Regions from separate parts of the Homo sapiens genome. Here region 1 is linked to region 2. A link is a loop called in an ENCODE intact Hi-C map of the cell type or tissue named here. Cell type or tissue: heart left ventricle. All regions are shown on one strand. Each heading gives the region's core, and the rest is flanking DNA. Links, peaks and the distances in the headings are about the cores only.

Region 1 (8,336 bases), core at 276-8,275, 270 kb after region 2:
TAATCTGAGGCGAAAAGGATCAAAATATCAAAATGAGTTTCAGATAAACTAATGATATCACTGAAAAGAGCTAGGCCAGGTGACGAGTACAGAAAGAGACTCCCAGAAGGTGGTGAGGAGGCCTGGGGTGGTATGGCAGCCACTGTTCTCTCCCCTTGCTCTGAGAGCCTAGCTCTGTCCTCCGGGGGATGCCTTTTCTGCCTGGGGACCTGGCTGTGCAAGGATGTGATACCAGGAGCTGGGGGCACAGCCTGAGGAGGCACCGGTGATGGGAAGATGCCTCGGCAGAGATGGGGGAGCCTGGGTCCTCAGTGACACTGTCGCATCCTAGAGGTAAGCAACCCCTGCAACTGCTCCATCTCTGGACTATTTGTTATAGAAGGCAAGGAAATTCTTTTTTTTTTTTTTTTTGTTGAGACAAAGTCTTACTCTGTTGCCTGGGCTGGAGTACAGTGGCGCGATCTCAGCTCACTGCAATCTCTGCTGCCCAGGTTCAAGCAATTCTCCTGCCTCAGCTTCCCAAGTAGCTGGGATTACAGGTGCCTGCCACCGCACCTGGCTAATTTTTGTAGTTTCAGTAGAGATGGGGTTTCACCATCTTGGCCAGGCTGGTCTTGAACTCCTGTCCTCATAATACACCCACCTTGGCCTCCCAAAGTGCTGGGATTACAGGCATGAGCCACCGCACCTGGCTGGAAATTATTGTTTAAACTGTTCACCTGAGGTTTTCCATTTCTCCAAGCGGAAAGCATCGTAAATGAAAACAGCCCATTACTCCAAGGCTGTGGCTCCCAACTTTGACTACAAATGGGATCTATTTGGCTGAGCAAATAAATAGATTAATAAATTAATAAATTAATAAATAAAACAACCACTGATTTCTGGGTTCCACATCCCGAAATTCTAATTGTGGGAAACAGGTGCTCAGTGTCGCACAATCAACACTGAGACAAAGGATCTCTCAGCAAGGCTAGTTTACTTTCTGCAGAAAGCGTGCTGCTCGCTAACAGCCTTACCACGAGAGCACACCTGAACAAAGGAGAGGGGGACACTTATAATCTTTGTAACCTGATGCAATCATCCTATGGCTGTGCCCGTTTGCATTGGCTGGAACAGGACCTCACATTCTAAGCTTGACCCAATTGGCTAACAGCTTGAAACTTTTCTAAATAGGCAAAGGGGAAAGAGGACAAAGAAAAGAGGAAGCTAGTCATGAGAGGGTCAGGAGGGTTTCCAAATAAGGAATGGCATGTACTATGGTCTGGGGCTCACTTAACCCTGCCCAGGCACGCCAGGTCAAGTCAGAGCAGTTGCATTGGAACATATATAGATATGCATAGTGCAAAGAAATGACAAGCTCTTTATGGTTTTAAGAAACTTTGAAGAACTTCTCCATTCCTTACACTGATTTAATTGATGTTTGGTGAATGAAAGGTTGATATTGTGATATAATAAGAAATATGTATTTGGTCTTTGTCCCCATTTCCAGGAACAGAGCTCCTAAAACCCTTAGAATGGAATTTCCTGAGTGATAAAGTTTAGAGGAATATCTTTTATTATTCATAATAAGCCTCTTTCAAACATCTGGAGCTGCTAATGCTAATGAGCTGACTCTTGGAGGATGGGGGCTGGTTGCCCCAGCATCCCGCTGGTGATGAGAGGTTGGGAACTTTCAGCCCTATCCCCTGGTCCTCCAAGGAGGGGAGGAGGATTGGAGACTGACTTAATCACCTGTGGTCAATGATCTAATCAATCGTCCCTATGTAATGAAGCTGCCATAAAAAACCACAAACAAAGGGTGTTTGGGAATTTCCAGGTTGATGACCACATTGAGGTGCTGGGAGGTTGTTGTACCCAGAGAGGGCCTGGAAGCTTTGCAGTGCCCACCCCTCACCCTTGCCGTGTCCATCTCTTCCATTCGGCTGTTCCTCAGTTGTATTCCTTGTAATGAACCACCAATAGTAAGTAAAGTGATTTCTTGAGTTCTATAAGTCATCCTAGCAAATTATGGAACCCAAGGAGAGGGTTGTGATTGACAGTCAGTTGGTTAGGATTGTGGGTAGCTCTTAGGATTGTGACTGGTGTCTGAAGTGAGGGCAGTCTTGTAGGACTGAGCCCTTAGCTTGTGGGGTCTGCACTAACCCCGGATATTTAGTGTCAGAATTGCTTAATGTGAGGGGAAAAATACACATTTGGCATCAGCAGTATTGTGTGAGAGTAAAGAAAAGCAGTTTGTTTTCTTTTCAGAAATGCATTGGGGATTTTTAAAGCTGGCATGGGGTTGAGAGCCTCTGCTGTAACATCGGGATATGTGAGGGAACACAGACGCTGCCTCAGAGCCCCTTCCAGTCAGAGCTGGGCAAGGGTGGCTTTAGGAGAAGGTGGGCAAGGTCCCTCTGTCTGCCAGGGCAGGGCAAGGCCAGCTGTGCAAGTGTGTGGGCAGTTCACAGAAGCCTCTAAGGCTGGAAGGAGCTCAGTTTCTACCTAGGACCAGGGGTACACCTGGCATCTGGATAAAAATGACCACATTTCCTCATACAAAAGTGGTCTCACTTCCTCGTCAACAAGAGGAGCTGGTGTGTGGTGTATGTTATGTGTGTTGCGGGGAGGTAGAAGCGTTGCACTTTGATTTGGAATGGATAGAAGTACAGGTTTCCCAGGATAAGGAGGGAAGGTGGGAAGGCCTGACCACCGGTGAGTCTGTGCCAGCCCTGATCCCCGACAGACTTGGGTGTGTGCTGTGTGCACTGAGGTCTCCCCACCCAGGAAAGGAGATGGGCTCTGCTCCCCAACTCGCAGAGACTTAAAGGCTGCAAAGGGTGTGGGTGGCTGCAGAGACCGAGAGTGACAGGGACACACACAGGAACCACAGGCACAGGAAAAACCATGGTCACTACAACGCAGTGCTTGCGGAGGGGCCCAGGTCCCGAGTGGTGCCAGGGAAGTTTTCACCAACAGCTGAGAGCATAGCTGTGGCAGTGGAGGTGCGGGCCTGTGTTGCTGCCCCGAGGGCTGGGAGCCACCTAGCTTTGCTCTGCGGACATGTGCTAAGGGCTGTGACGGGACACCCCACCCTCTTCTCACTGTTGCTACTCTTGCTCTGTAAGTGTCCCTTTAAGGGTTAGCAGGACTCACATTCCTGAGAGTCTCCTGGCCTCAGTGAGGACAGCTGGCCCCATCTTTGGGGTGATCAGGATTGGGAAGGGGCAATTATGTCATTCATTTCTTCAAGGGATATTGAAAGTATCCCACAGGCACTGGCTCCGCCCTTAAAGTGCTTATAACATGTTAGGGAAAGAAAACTGAAGTGCGTAATGAGCCTGATGGAGAAGTAGGACCCCAGCTGGTGCGGAGGGGCAGCGGGCTTTGGCCCAGTTAGGAGCCACCGAGTGGACGTGGTTTGATGAAGCAGGATCCGCCAGGCTTGGTTCGGTGGGGGGTGGGTTCGGTAGGTGGGCGTGGTTTGGTGGGGCGGGGCCGGCCAGGGTGCAGGGAGGTGACCCTGAACGCTGAGCGTGGGACGCCTGGAGCGAGCTGGGTTAGGGAGTGTGACCAGGGTGTGGAATATCTCCCAATATTCAGAAAACGGGGAGCGATAGGAACCTGCAGACGCGGACCCACGCGTCCCGACGTGGGCAGACCTATGTACTTTATGATGCTGCTCTGGCAACGCCCTCCCTCCACCCAAAGGCGGCCGAGAGCCGTGAGCTGACAGCTGGCGCGGGTTGACGGACACAGAGTAAATACGACTTCTAGTACATGGGCCAGTCACTTCCCGTGTTCCTGTTGGCTGTGGGCCTGGGCTCCTCTGTTCAGTGACCATGCACCTGGCCGACGGTGCTGCTCCACCGAGCGCTGAACTCGCTGTCTCCCTGAAGCACGCTCCCCGTCTGGCTGACCTTGCAGGACCGTTTGTTCAAACCACTCCCAGGAACTTCCTGCCCAGGCCCCGCACTCTTCACCCGAACTTCCGTGACTCCTCAGGGCACCGTCGCTTAGGGGTCCGTTTTTGCCAATTCACTGTGTCTTTACTGGTATTGTCTACCAACAGTTACTCATCATTTTCACTCTGAGCGGAGACTATTTCATATTCTTCTTTCATGTGGTTTAAAGTTTAATAACGCTTTTAGTTTCCCCCAAATGTTATTGGAAGCAAAAACTTATACTTTTTTTTTTTCCAAGACAGTCTCACTCTCTCGCCCAGGCTGGAGTGCACTGGTGCGATCTCGACTCACTGCAACCTCCGCCTCCCAAGCTCAAGCGATTCTCCTGCCTCAGCCTCCCCAGTAGCTGGGGTTACAGGTCCGCACCACTACCGCCCTGCTAATTTTTGTTTTTCAGTAGAAACGGGGTTTTACCTTGTTGGCCAGGCTGGTCTCAAACTCCTGACCTCGTGACCTGCCCGCCTCAGCCTCTCAAAATGCTGGGATTATAGGCGTGAGCCACCGCACCCGACCATATTTTCTACTGGTAAATACACACATGAACAAACTTTTGAAGGTCCTAAAGGGAAAAGTAAGTTTTCCTCTCTCCTCTGCCTTTCATTTCATTTAATTACCCCCAATGCAATCACTCCTAGGTTTCTTGGTTATCCTATGATAAATATCTTATATGCTTATGAACATTTGTGAATATATATATTTTTTCACATAAATGGTAATATGTTATATTCACTATTCTGCATGTTGCCTTTGTCACTCACATTATATCTTGCAGCATCGTCTGTATCAGTATACATAGTCCTTCCTCTTTCTTTCTTTCCTTTGGAGGCAGACTCTCTCTGTTGCCCAGGCTGGAGTGCAGTGGTACGATTTCCACTCACTGCAACCCCACCTTCCCGAGTTCAAGTGATTCTCGTGCCTTAGCCTTCCAAGTAGCTGGGACTACAGGTGTGTGCCACCACCCCAGTCTAATTTTTGTATTTTTAGTAGAGGCAGGGTTTCACTATGTTGGCCAGGCTGGTCTCATACTCTCCCAAAGTGTTGGGATTATAGGCGTGAGCCACCGTGCCCAGCTACCCTCTTTCTTTTTTAATAGCTGCATACTATTCCATGGTGCAGATGTGCACATGATCATTTAGCCAGGCCACCATTGATGAACATGTGGGACAAGCAATGTCGCAATGAATATGCTCATGATTACATAGGTTCGCGCTTACACCAGTATATCTAGGATAATTACTGAAGAATAGAATCCCTGGATCTAAGGGTATGTATGTATATTTCAAATTTTGGCCAATATTGTCAAATTGCCTTTGTAGAGGTTGTACCAATTTACATACTCACAAGCAATATAAGAAGTGTCATGCTTCTCACACCCTCAGAAATCTAGCATGTGGTTTGATCTTGAGGCAAAAGCTGTTTGCTGAACACTCGTCCTGTGCACAGCATTCTGCTGGGTGCTGCCAGCATGTGGAAGGCTGTGATAGGAGCAGCACTTGCCCCCGGGGCGGCCTGGTGGTCCTCCCCTGCTGGGCAGAGCAGCCCCATGAGATCAGCAGCAATGTTCAAGTCAGTGAGGTTCACAGAGGGCGTGTGGATTGGGGTTGCTGGTTTGCTGTGGTTATGGTTTATTTTAAATGGCTGTCAGTTTGTGGGAAGGGTTATATGAAGGTCACAAAACAAAGGAGGAAATGGTTCAGATTCAGAGGGCAAGGGAGGGACAAGGACAGAGTGAGGACAAGGGTAGAGTAGATGAATGGTTTCTGGAGTCATCAGGTGCTGGAGAGTGGAGAAGAGCATGGAACACAGGGAGGAGACAGAGTTTTGGGTAAAAAAAAAAACCCAAAATACAAAATCTAAACCATGAGAGAAGATATGGGTGTTTAAAAATGCCTGGAAAATTTCACACAACAGTTATTTTTTTTTTGGGTGGGGGGGTTGTAGTTAATTTCATAAATTATAGAATTTCCTTGTCTCCCAGCCTCTGGCTTTCATATCTCAATACCTTTTTATTCTTAGTTTTTAGGTGGTTTCGCCATTTTTGCTCAGTCACATGGTGATTGGACATCGGTATCTTGGGGACCACTGGCAGTGTTGTTGGGGAGCTGGGAGGAGGTCAGGGAGGGCCCTGGGTTTGTGTTGAAGCAAGTGAAACCTTGAGCCAGTGGCCACTGGAAGTTCTACAGGAGGCTGGACATTTCTTAGGTGGAACTGGAGCATCAAGCTCAAATCATGTTTAAATCAATTGGTTTCAGTACTTTTTTTTTTCTTGCTATTTTTTTGAGACAGAGTCTCACTCTATTATACAGGCTGGAGTGCAGTGACATGATCTCGGCTCACAGTAACCTCCACGTTCTGGTCTCAAGTGATCCTCCTGTCTCAGCCTCCCGAGTTGCTCAGACCAGAGATGTGTGCCACCACGCCCGGATAACTTTTCGTATTTTTTGTAGAGACGGGGTTTCACCATGTTGTCCAGCCTGGTCTTGAACTCCTGAGCTCAAGCAATCTGCCTCCCAAAGTGTTATAGGGCTCAATGCACTCAAGTGGCTCATTCAGTTATTTATTTGTATCAACAAATACTTTTATTTGGGGGTTATAATTAAGAACATCATGAGCTCCTGCATGCTGAGCCCTGTATCCTTTTAATAGTCCCCATTTGATTTTTGAGCACTTCTTATATTTTGGCTCCATAAGACCTTCAGGCCCATCTTGTATTTTCCCTGCCCCATCCCTAGAACCAACTCCTCTCTGAGGAGCCCTGGTTTCTCTTCTTGGAGAATGGGCTCTAGAAACAATATCTGGGAGCAGGGCATGCTCATGTTACTAAGGTGTCACTGCTAGATTTTCTCAGTCAACAGACCTAGCAAGGCCTGTATCTACAGTGACTCATGCTCACACATCTGTATGCACTTCTGTCATTTCTATCTATGTATGTCTGTTTTTTAGGATTAATACAGAGACAGGGTCTTGCTACGTTGCCCAGGCTGGTTTTGAACTCCTGGCTTCAAGCAATCCTCCCCCCTCGGCCTCCCAAAGTGCTGAGATTACATGTGTGAGCCACTGAACCTGGTCCGTGTATATCTATTTAAACCTCCATGAATTCATATCCACACCTGTGAGGCCGATCTCACACCACAAGTTCAACCTAGCCTCATTTGTAACTTATTTCTCCAGCTGTGAGAAACCTGGCTCTCCTTGACCATAGTACATTTACTGTCTTCAACCCGAGTGTACACCTGCCCCTGTGAGGTGAAAATCCACACCTGCACTGTAGCATCTTTGTGCCATTCTTATGGTCCTGGCCTGATGAGATCCAGCCACAGAACTGCCTTCCAAAGTTCCTTAGTGAAAGATTCTCCCCCAGGGCCTGAAAGCTTAAGGGAATGAATAACTCCTCCCTTCTCAGGCCCAGTCCCAAGGCACAAGACCACTTGGGCCAGCAGCGTGCCTCAGCAAGACAGCAGAAGCAGGAAGAGAGCTGGTCGGAAGACACATATCCCCTGAAGAGCGACAGGGAAGCCTTCTGGGTACTATGTAGAAGTCACGTCAGAGTGGGACACTTCCTGTTTACGGAAGACTATAAAACCCCTGCCTCGGGCCAGGCGCGGTGGCTCACGCCTGTAATCCCAGCACTTTGGGAGGCTGAGGCGGGCGGATCACGAGGTCAGGAGATGAGACCATCCTGGCTAACACGGTGAAACCCCGTGTCTACTAAAAATACAAAAAATTAGCCGGGCGCGGTGGCGGGCGCCTGTAGTCCCAGCTACTCGGGAGGCTGAGGCAGGAGAATGGCGTGAACCCGGGAGGCGGAGCTTGCAGTGAGCCGAGATGGCGCCACCGCACTCCAGCCTGGGCGACAGAACGAGACTCTGTCTCAAAAACAAAAACAAAACAAAAAAACCCCTGCCCTATCCTTACTTGGGGCTGACGCCATTTTAGACCTCATCTCGCCTGCACCCAGGTGCTCATTAAAACAGCGTGTTGCTCCATGGCGCCTTGTGTTGTTTGTTGGTGCACTCTCCGGGTTCCAACCGATACAAGAGCCTTGCACTTAGGTCAGGGTTGTTTTTTTTAAAAAAAAAAAAAAAAAAAAAAAAAAAAAAAAAAAAACAGGGGCTGACTCTGTTGCTGAGGATGGAGTGCAGTGGTACGATCATGGCTCACTGCAGCCTCAGACCTCCCGGGCTCAGGTGATCCTTCCACCTCAGGCTCCTGAGTAGCTGGGACTACACACGTGCACCACCATGTCCAGTTAATTTTTCTGTATTTTTAAGAGAGATGGGGTTTTCACCATGTTGCTCAGGCTGGGTCAGGAGATTTTAATGATGACATGAACAAACCAGAAAACAAAAATAGTGATAGGAAAGGAGAGCCTGGGTGGGAGAGGGTGGTAAG
Region 2 (8,336 bases), core at 170-8,169:
TATTTTTTGTTGGCTTGTTGTTTTCTTATCATTGAATGTTCAGAGTCTTCATTCATTCCACGAATACAGATAGTAGAACTTACTACACACCAGGCACTGTGCGCATCAAAGAAAAGGCAGACAAGATCTTTTTCCTCCAGGGTATGACATTCTAGGGAGCTAGTCTGCCATGGTGCTGGAAGACAATAGTGAGTCATGCTGTAGCAAACTGCATTTTTAAAAAATGGTCCCAGTATTATTTCTGATCTCAATGATGTCCCAGAGGATTGCCACTCATTATCACAAGATGGAGTCAACTTCCCTTCCCGTCTCCTGGGTGGCCATCTTTGGCTACCTTAATGAAGAGGCGCAGAAGTGACACCACAGGACTTTAGAGATTGGGTCACAGAAAGTGGTAGGGTTTCCACCTGGTGCATGCTCTCTCTCCCTCCCTCTCTCTCTCTGTCTCCAGACGATTGTCCTCAGAGCCCGTCTCCCATATCATGAGAACCTCAGGCCACGTAAAGAGGCCACAGGTCGGAGCCGGCAGCCCTGGCAAAGGTCCCAGCAGACAGCCTGCATCCATTACACAAGTGAGTGAGCTCTCCGTGTCTCCAGCCCGAGCCTTCGGACTGCCTTGGGAGGCTGAGCAGAGCCGAGAGGACGCTTCCCTGATGAGCCCTCCTCAAACTGCAGATTCATGAGTAAAATATATATTACTGCTGTTGAAGGTTGCTATGTTTGGGAATGATTTTTATGCAGCAACAGATGACCAAAACACCAGCCACAGCAAAAAATAGCATTGTTATATTTAATGAAAATAAAATGTTTGGTATTCTGAATAGCTTCTCCCACAATAGATGGGTATATTTATGTAACCACACACATATGTATTTAAATTTTAAAACGTGTGAAAACTATAAGTGAGTTCTCCTAATTTTATAAGCGTTTGCCTTAGAAACTTAAGATACATGTTTTGCAGCTAACAGTCCGAGAGTCTCAGAATTTCAAAGCTGAAAATGCTATTGGAGTTTATGGGCTCCAGTCCTCATTTTACAATCTAGAAACCGGAAGCCAGCAATCTTTCTGTTTATCTTGCATGACCTGGAAAATAAAGACACACATTCCTGCTTTGTCACTGTCATTATAACTTCTCTGTTTAGGATGAATTATACTAAATGTGGTAAGAAAATATCATTTCCTTCCTTATCTAAGAAAACACTTCTGTTTAAGAAGCTAAATTTGTCTCCAAAGTTATTAAAATTCCAACTTACTGCCCACTGACAGTCCTGAGGCTGGTGGTGAAGGCGGCAGGTGCCGGGTGGGCACTCGGTCTGGGTTTACATCCCAGCTATGCCACCTACTGCCTGTGTGACTTTGCTGGTTTCACTTCATCCTTTCTGGGCTTACGTTTCCTCATCTGTAAGATTAAGATAATAATATAGCATATAGGCCTCATAGGATTTTTTGAAGAAAATAAATGAAATACCCTATATCAAAGCACCAGAAACAGCTGATATTCAAAAAATGGCAGCAACTCTTCCGACTCTGCCACCCACTCTAACAGCTGCCCCTGGAATTCCATTCATGGGTCTTTCTTACTGAAAAGATAAAGTAATTCATCTTTTTTAGCTCTCTTATTTAGCTTTTCAAGAAGTACATGAAAATCAGTGTGAGCCATCCGAAAGGGTTTAGGCCTTATTGGGATGGGAAACAGGAGGCATTAGAGTGGTTTAAGCAGACAAGAGACATGTTCAGAAGCTGCCTTTATAAATGATTGCTTGGAATGCCGTGTGAAGACAGGACTGGGATGGGTGGCTGACTGACTAGAGGACCAGAAATCTGTGAGGAGGCTGTGCTCATAATTACGGTAAAGCATGTCAGTGGCCTCAGTTAGAGTAGTGGCAGTAAGGCATAAATAATAATAATTATTACTACAGCTGTTGTTTGTCGGCCATCTATGTGATTGCTGAAAGAGGACTCATCCAAGGAGATAGAAAAGCAGGAGAAAACTATATTGTTGCAGAAGCAGAGTGTGTTTTAACGAAAAAGTAGACAACAATATGGAATTCTTTTTTTTTTTTTTTTTTAGATAGTGTCTTGCTCTGTCACCCAGGCTGGAGTGCAGTGGTCCAATCATTGCTCACTGTGCAACCTCAAATTCCCAGGCTTAAATGATCGTCCTGCCTCAGCCTCCTGAGTAGCTGGGACCATGGGGCTACAGACGCATACCACCACACCTGGCTAATATTTTAATATTTTGTAGGGGTGGGGTTTCACTATATTGCCTAGCTGGTCTTGAACTCCTGGGATCCAGCAATCTTCGGCCTCTCAAAGTGCTGGGATCCTCTTGATCAACAAAGAGAGGCCTGGAATTGTAACCGCTTGCACTGATGCCCACTGGAAAGCTATCCTACCCTTTACCATATGGCCTGCACCCATCTGTTGATGGTTCTCAATCCCCTGTACAATAAACAGTGAGGTCAAGTGTGTGGGGTCTGTGAATAGTCCACAGAAGGAGAGGTCGTTCAATTCTTATTTAAACGGTGACATTTAATGATTACGGCGGTCAATTCTACTCCTTTCCACATCGCCAGGGTCTGCTTTCTTCACTGTGCGATGCTATAGCCATGTGAGTCATATCAGTGAAAGGAGACGGTGGCAGGCTCGGAATATGGATTAAACACTTGTTGCTAGTACTTGCTGTCAGCATCCTACTGGCTTTTAGCAGGAGCCTACTACAGAGGTGGTTACGTCCTGCAGAGGATGGCATAGCAAACCCTGTGACAACAGCATGGCTTCCCATGTCCCCTGTGTTTCCCACAGGGGGCGACACCAGCCATGCAGAGTGAAGATTGCACCAGGTGGGAGGTGCTCCTTGACGTCTCACCTGAGGACATTTGGGCATGATCCTCCTCTGAGTGTTGGGGGGCTCTGGCTCAGCGTCTGCATTTGCAAGCACTGAAAGTTTACTGAAGAACCAGCTTTCTACAAGCATCCCCCAAAGGTCAAGCCTCCAGACCTATGGAGAACCACTCTGGAGGATGCCTTCAACAGTCAACACCCAAAAAAACCTCCAGGAGGTGAGATGACTCCTGAAGGTCCCCTCCCGGACTTTTACTGCCATTCAGAGAGCCGACAGAAACAGCCCACTCCCACCCTCTGCCTTCTCCCAGTTCACACCAGGCTCCCTCACTTCTCCAACGCAGGATCCAGAATCTCTGAATTGGATGAGGCCTCAAAGACCGTCCAGCCTAGTCCCTTATTTCGCAAATGAGGTTGTGGAGACATCAGAAGCTGAAGTGGCTTGCTTCGGGTCATGAGTAAGAAAGTGGATTCGACTGGACAGTGTCTGGAAAGGTAGCCTGGAAGGGCTGTGTCTGTCCTCCAGAGGAAGCTGAGAGGAGGCCAGACCCCAACAGCCCAGCTGGGAGTCCGTCCCCTTCCAACCTGGGCCTAAGCCTCAGGAGTGAGTTGAACGGCTCTCCCCGCATGAGAAGACACATAAACTACCCACTAGTATGGTCAGAGTTGTGATCTGTGAAACTGGGCTAAAAACAGCAAGCTACATTTAGTCATTAAGACGTTTATTTCTGCAACTGCTTCCCACATTCCAAATCTATTCAAAAACCTATTCAAATAACTAAAAACTTGTTGGTAACTTTTTTACAACTCCCATGCAGCTTCAGGATGGCCTCGCTAGACACGCATGCAGTCTGAGCACCTGTTCAACCATACTCCACCAAGTCCTGCAATTATTGATGATAAGCCTGCACACAGGCCACCCACGTGCTCTTGACCAAAGCGGATCAGGCAGTCCCAGTCCCTTGCTAGGCATCCATGGGGAAATGTGAAAACAGTTCACAAGATCTGGGTCTGGAAGAAAAATAGGACTTTCATGAGTAGAGAAGAACAATCGAATCAGATGCAAAAGATGGGCAATGTACATCACAAAACTTTCAGTGTATAAGCACAAATCCACAGAAATCCATCCAAGTTCATGGAACCTGTGAAACTCATAGAAAGCTTGAAATATAAACTGTCCAACTAAGACAGCCCTAGCTCCAGTCAATAAGAGTAATTTCACTGGGTTCTCCATGGTCCAGGGCTACTGGAATTCAGAAGATCCTGATATTTACATCATGGATTGACAGGCTTTGGATATTTTGTTTCTTTTTACTTTTATATTCTTTATTTTGTTTAATTAATTTATTTATATTGAGACAGAGTCTCGCCCTGTTACCCAGGCTGGAGTGCAGTGGTGCAGTCTTGGCTTTGGATATTTTGTTTCTTTTTACTTTTATATTCTTTATTTTGTTTAATTAATTTATTTATATTGAGACAGAGTCTCGCCCTGTTACCCAGGCTGGAGTGCAGTAGTGCAGTCATGGCCCACGGCAGCCTCAACTTCCGGGTTCAAGCAATCCTCCAATCCTCAGCCTCCCAAGTAGCTGGGACCATAGGTGGGTGCCACCACGACCGGCTAATTTTATTTTATTTTTTTGTAAAGAGGGGTTCTTATTATATTGCCCAGGCTGGTCTCGAACTGCTGGGTTCAAACGATCTTCCCAGGAGGCCTCAGCCTCCCAAAGTACTGGGATTACAAGCGTGAGCCACTCCGCCAAGCCTGATATTTTATTTGAAAATACCTAAGCCTCACTTGCAGGACTTTGTAGCTGCAGGTAAGGCAGTTCCCGGCGGTCGGGATACAAAGAGAAACATGAGAAGCCCGGGTCCTTCCGCATTGAAGTTACTTCTTCTCAGGAGAGAACTTCCAACTTTCTTTACACTGTTAACAGAGCCTATAACGAGTGGCAATCATGACTAAATACTTGTTCCTTGGGCTCAAAAACAGGGTACATTAACGCGAACCTCCCGGACCTGTGCGGCATGGCCGAGCGCTCCTCTTTCTTTATGCAGTTCTGCGCTGGAACACACGGGGGCAGCAGAGTCTAGCCTGACCCCGAGCAACGTACGGAAATGTTAGGGGCACTGCTCAGTTGATAAGCCGGGGCTGGATGATGGGCGCACATGTATTCACTTATACACACATACGTACATATACATATGTAAAATGTATATACTTTTATATTTATTTATACTTCATATATAGTATGTATTTCATATATATTTCATATATAGTATGTTTCATATATATTTCATATATAATATATATTTCATATATAATATATACTTCATATATAATATATACCTATATATTTATATAACCTATTTTATACATTACATAATATATATCCTTCATGGGGAAGGATTTCTTTACATCCTTCTGGTCTACCCAAAGTTGTCTTTAATAGGCATGTATTTGTTAAATAATCAGGAAAAAAAAAGAATTAACTTGAAAGTGGAAGAAAATGCACATTAATGAAAATCCAGGATATATATTGAGAGTTTTTCCTCACAAAAATATATTTCAGTTTACAAAATAATTAGTAATATAAGGACTCTAAGTAACAATCTCTATTCATGACTGTATTAGTCAAATGCCTTTGAGCACCTCATATGTGTATAAGTCACTCTTTTAGTTTCCAAAGATGGCAAGAGAAGTCAGATCTAGTTACTGCCCGCAGTGAGCCCACAGCTGACCAGCCGTGAACCCCAGATAATGACTGTTATATCAGAGGGATGCGCAAAATGCTGTGCAGACAACAGAGACGGAGACCGTGAACTCTACAAGGGCTGAAGTCCCTGAGGATCTACAGAGGAGGGGAGGCTGAAGGTTTGTCTTCAAAGGTTAAGTAAGAATTGACCAGTTAAAGTGGCAAGTGGCGTATCAGACAGGGAACAGTCAAGACAAAGTTTATGGAGAGTTGGAAGAAGGAAAAGTTGGCTGGAGGTAGAGTGAAGGCTGAGCCATGGGGAACGGTGGTCCCGCCAGAGAGTGAACAGCCTTGACCTCTAGCTTACACTGCAATGGGATGGCTGGCAGAGGCTGTAGTTGAAGCCATGCCTGGGCTCTGGATACAGCTCTGCCAAGATAGGGCAGATTCGTGGTGGAGTTGGAAGGATAGAAGGGATGAAATATGTTGGTAGGTTCTCTATTCCAGTGACTTTCCAACTTTTTAAACTGCAACCTGCAATAAAGAATGCCTTTCACAATGCCACTCAATATACAGAAATATACATGCATGTGTGGTGGACATTCATATAATGCAAACATACATACAATATGTAATGCACTCCCACCTTGTATGGTCTCTATTTCATTAATAGAGAGAGATTTCATAATCCACTAACAGGTCGCATCTTACGGTTTGAAAAATGCATTCTAAAATGGTTTCTCAACCTCATACCTTTGACGTTTTGGGCCAGGTGATTGCTGGTTGTGGGAGCTGTCCTGTTCATTGCACAATGTTTAGCAACATATCCGCTAGATGCCACTAGCATCCCCTTCCCAAGTTCTGACAGCCAATAATGTGCCTGGACATTGTCAAATGTGCCCTGGGGTGCAAAACTGCCCCTTGGTTGAATACCACTGCCCTAACCAAAGGGAAATAATCTGGTTTTGGGGGAAGAGGACGTTTGACCTCACATTCAGGAGTGAGTGGCCCTACTTCCATAGGGGGTCACTAACCACCAACAAGAGAGAAGAAACTGACCAATTTTGAGCATGAATGACGGAGAGGGATCTAGAGTTAGTGGGAGGTCCTAGTGATACACAGATACAAACAGGCATGCTGCAGACCTTGTCACACAGCCAGCGTGCCACCGTGGCCTACCTCAAACCACACCTGCCTGCCTTCCTCTGCCCCAGCCCACCAAGCCTGCCCACCACAGGGCCCTTGCACATCCAGCTCTCTGCAAAACTCTTCATTCCCTCTCCTCCTGCTGGGCTCCTGTGGACCATTGAGTCTCTTAAAGGTCATTTTCCCCAAAAGGCTGTCTCCACTCCCCCAGCCGAATGAAGCTCCCCTGATATGCCTTCAAGACACCCGCTAGTTGTCACTTTGAATACTTACTGCAAAAGGTAGTTATAAGAGTATTTGGGGCCGGGCACAGTGGCTTGCGCCTGTAATCCCAGCACTTTGGGAGGCCGAGGCAGGTGGTTCACAAGGTCAGGAGTTCGATACCAGCCTGGCCAAGATGGTGAAACCCCATCTCTACAAAAAATAGAAAAATTAGCCTGGCGTGGTGGTAGGCGCCTGTAATCCCAACTACTCAGGAGGCTGAGGCAGGAGAATCACTGGAACCCAGGAGGCAGAGGTTGCAGTGAGCTGAGATTGCGTCACTGCACTCTAGCCTGGGTGACAGAACAAGACTCCATCTCAAAAAAAAAAAAGGAGTATTTGGATGATTATTTGCTTGATTTACTTTTTCCCCCTCAAGACTGTGAAAGTCCTGAAAGCAGGGGGTTTGCCTGCTTGGCTCACCCAGAACAACAAGCCGACTTGCTAAATGAGGGAGTGGTACTGCCAGTTGACTTCATTCTTGGTCCTATTTTTATCTGTTTTGAGATTGACATTAATGCGCCTTTGGTGGGCTGGTCTCCTAGGGCTAATTGTCATTTCTTTGCAGTAAGAAATGTTGAAAAGCTTTTTAAATAAAATAATGAAAATACGAATTTCTCACAAAGGCTGAGTTTCTAATAACATAATTATTCCAACACTCATCTTGAGACCACATAATTAAGAAACAGTAATACTTGGATATTTTTTTTAATTTGAGAGGTCTACATAAACGATTCTCTGCATGATTCTTTCTTTGATCATTGAAGCTGTCATTTTCTTTTTTCATTCTTAGGAAATCATTCCACATAACAAAATTGAATTTCTTTCAAGCCATAAAATTATTGGAATATAACATCCACCCTAACTTCATCTACATAACATGAAGTATATAATTTCCACTCAAAATTAATTCTCAATGTAAACAAGAATAACAATAAACCAAAATTCACTTATGTTTACTATGAAATAGATTTAACGATCAGGAAGTCCCATGACAAAAAAGGGAGATTCAGTGACGGGAACAGTGATTAAGTTAGCCAAGATGCTCAGCAGTAGGAGAATACACTTTTTTTTCCCACTTGGCAAAGCTTAAATAATTTTTTAAGTGTCAGATTCTGTTCTTATTTTATCAGCCAAAGGAGGCTTGGTTTCCAAGCCGTGTATCCGTCAAGAAATTGGAATTCAAGCAAACACATATTTTGAAGTTTGATGCATTGAAGCCAAACACTGTAGAGACAATGATAAATATGATATGGTCCATCTTAAAAATGTTTTTGGTGTTTGTGTGAAACATCCTGTAAGCTGGAATTAAGCAGCAAAGAGCAATGATGCCCAGAAGCTGCAGCCCCGTGTGGCCCCCTAATTCCACAGTAAGACCCCTTATTTGTCTTC

The links. A loop is a pair of places that touch in the nucleus more often than their neighbours do. Peaks named below come from ENCODE experiments on the same cell type or tissue, not always from the same donor. Only the 100,000 strongest peaks of a DNase experiment are listed, where the experiment ranks them.
Region 1: it touches region 2 in a loop (2.6-fold over the local background); 5 of 110 quality-filtered maps call a loop at or near these places.

The regions. Positions count from the first base shown.
Region 1 is chr2:106,265,333-106,273,668 of GRCh38, reverse strand. No RefSeq gene overlaps it. Among named protein-coding and RNA genes, the nearest start is that of UXS1, 75 kb to the right of the region's middle. RefSeq lists a silencer at 1,173-1,232. In heart left ventricle, for the core only: no CTCF peak of the experiment used is centred there; DNase peaks (open chromatin) are centred at 3,698 and 3,778; H3K4me3 peaks cover 1,038 bases; H3K27me3 peaks cover 1,220 bases.
Region 2 is chr2:106,539,511-106,547,846 of GRCh38, reverse strand. It overlaps a transcript of CD8B2 not described here. Among named protein-coding and RNA genes, the nearest start is that of CD8B2, 56 kb to the right of the region's middle. In heart left ventricle, for the core only: a CTCF peak has its summit at 4,909; a DNase peak (open chromatin) is centred at 4,916; H3K4me3 peaks cover 257 bases; H3K27me3 peaks cover 941 bases.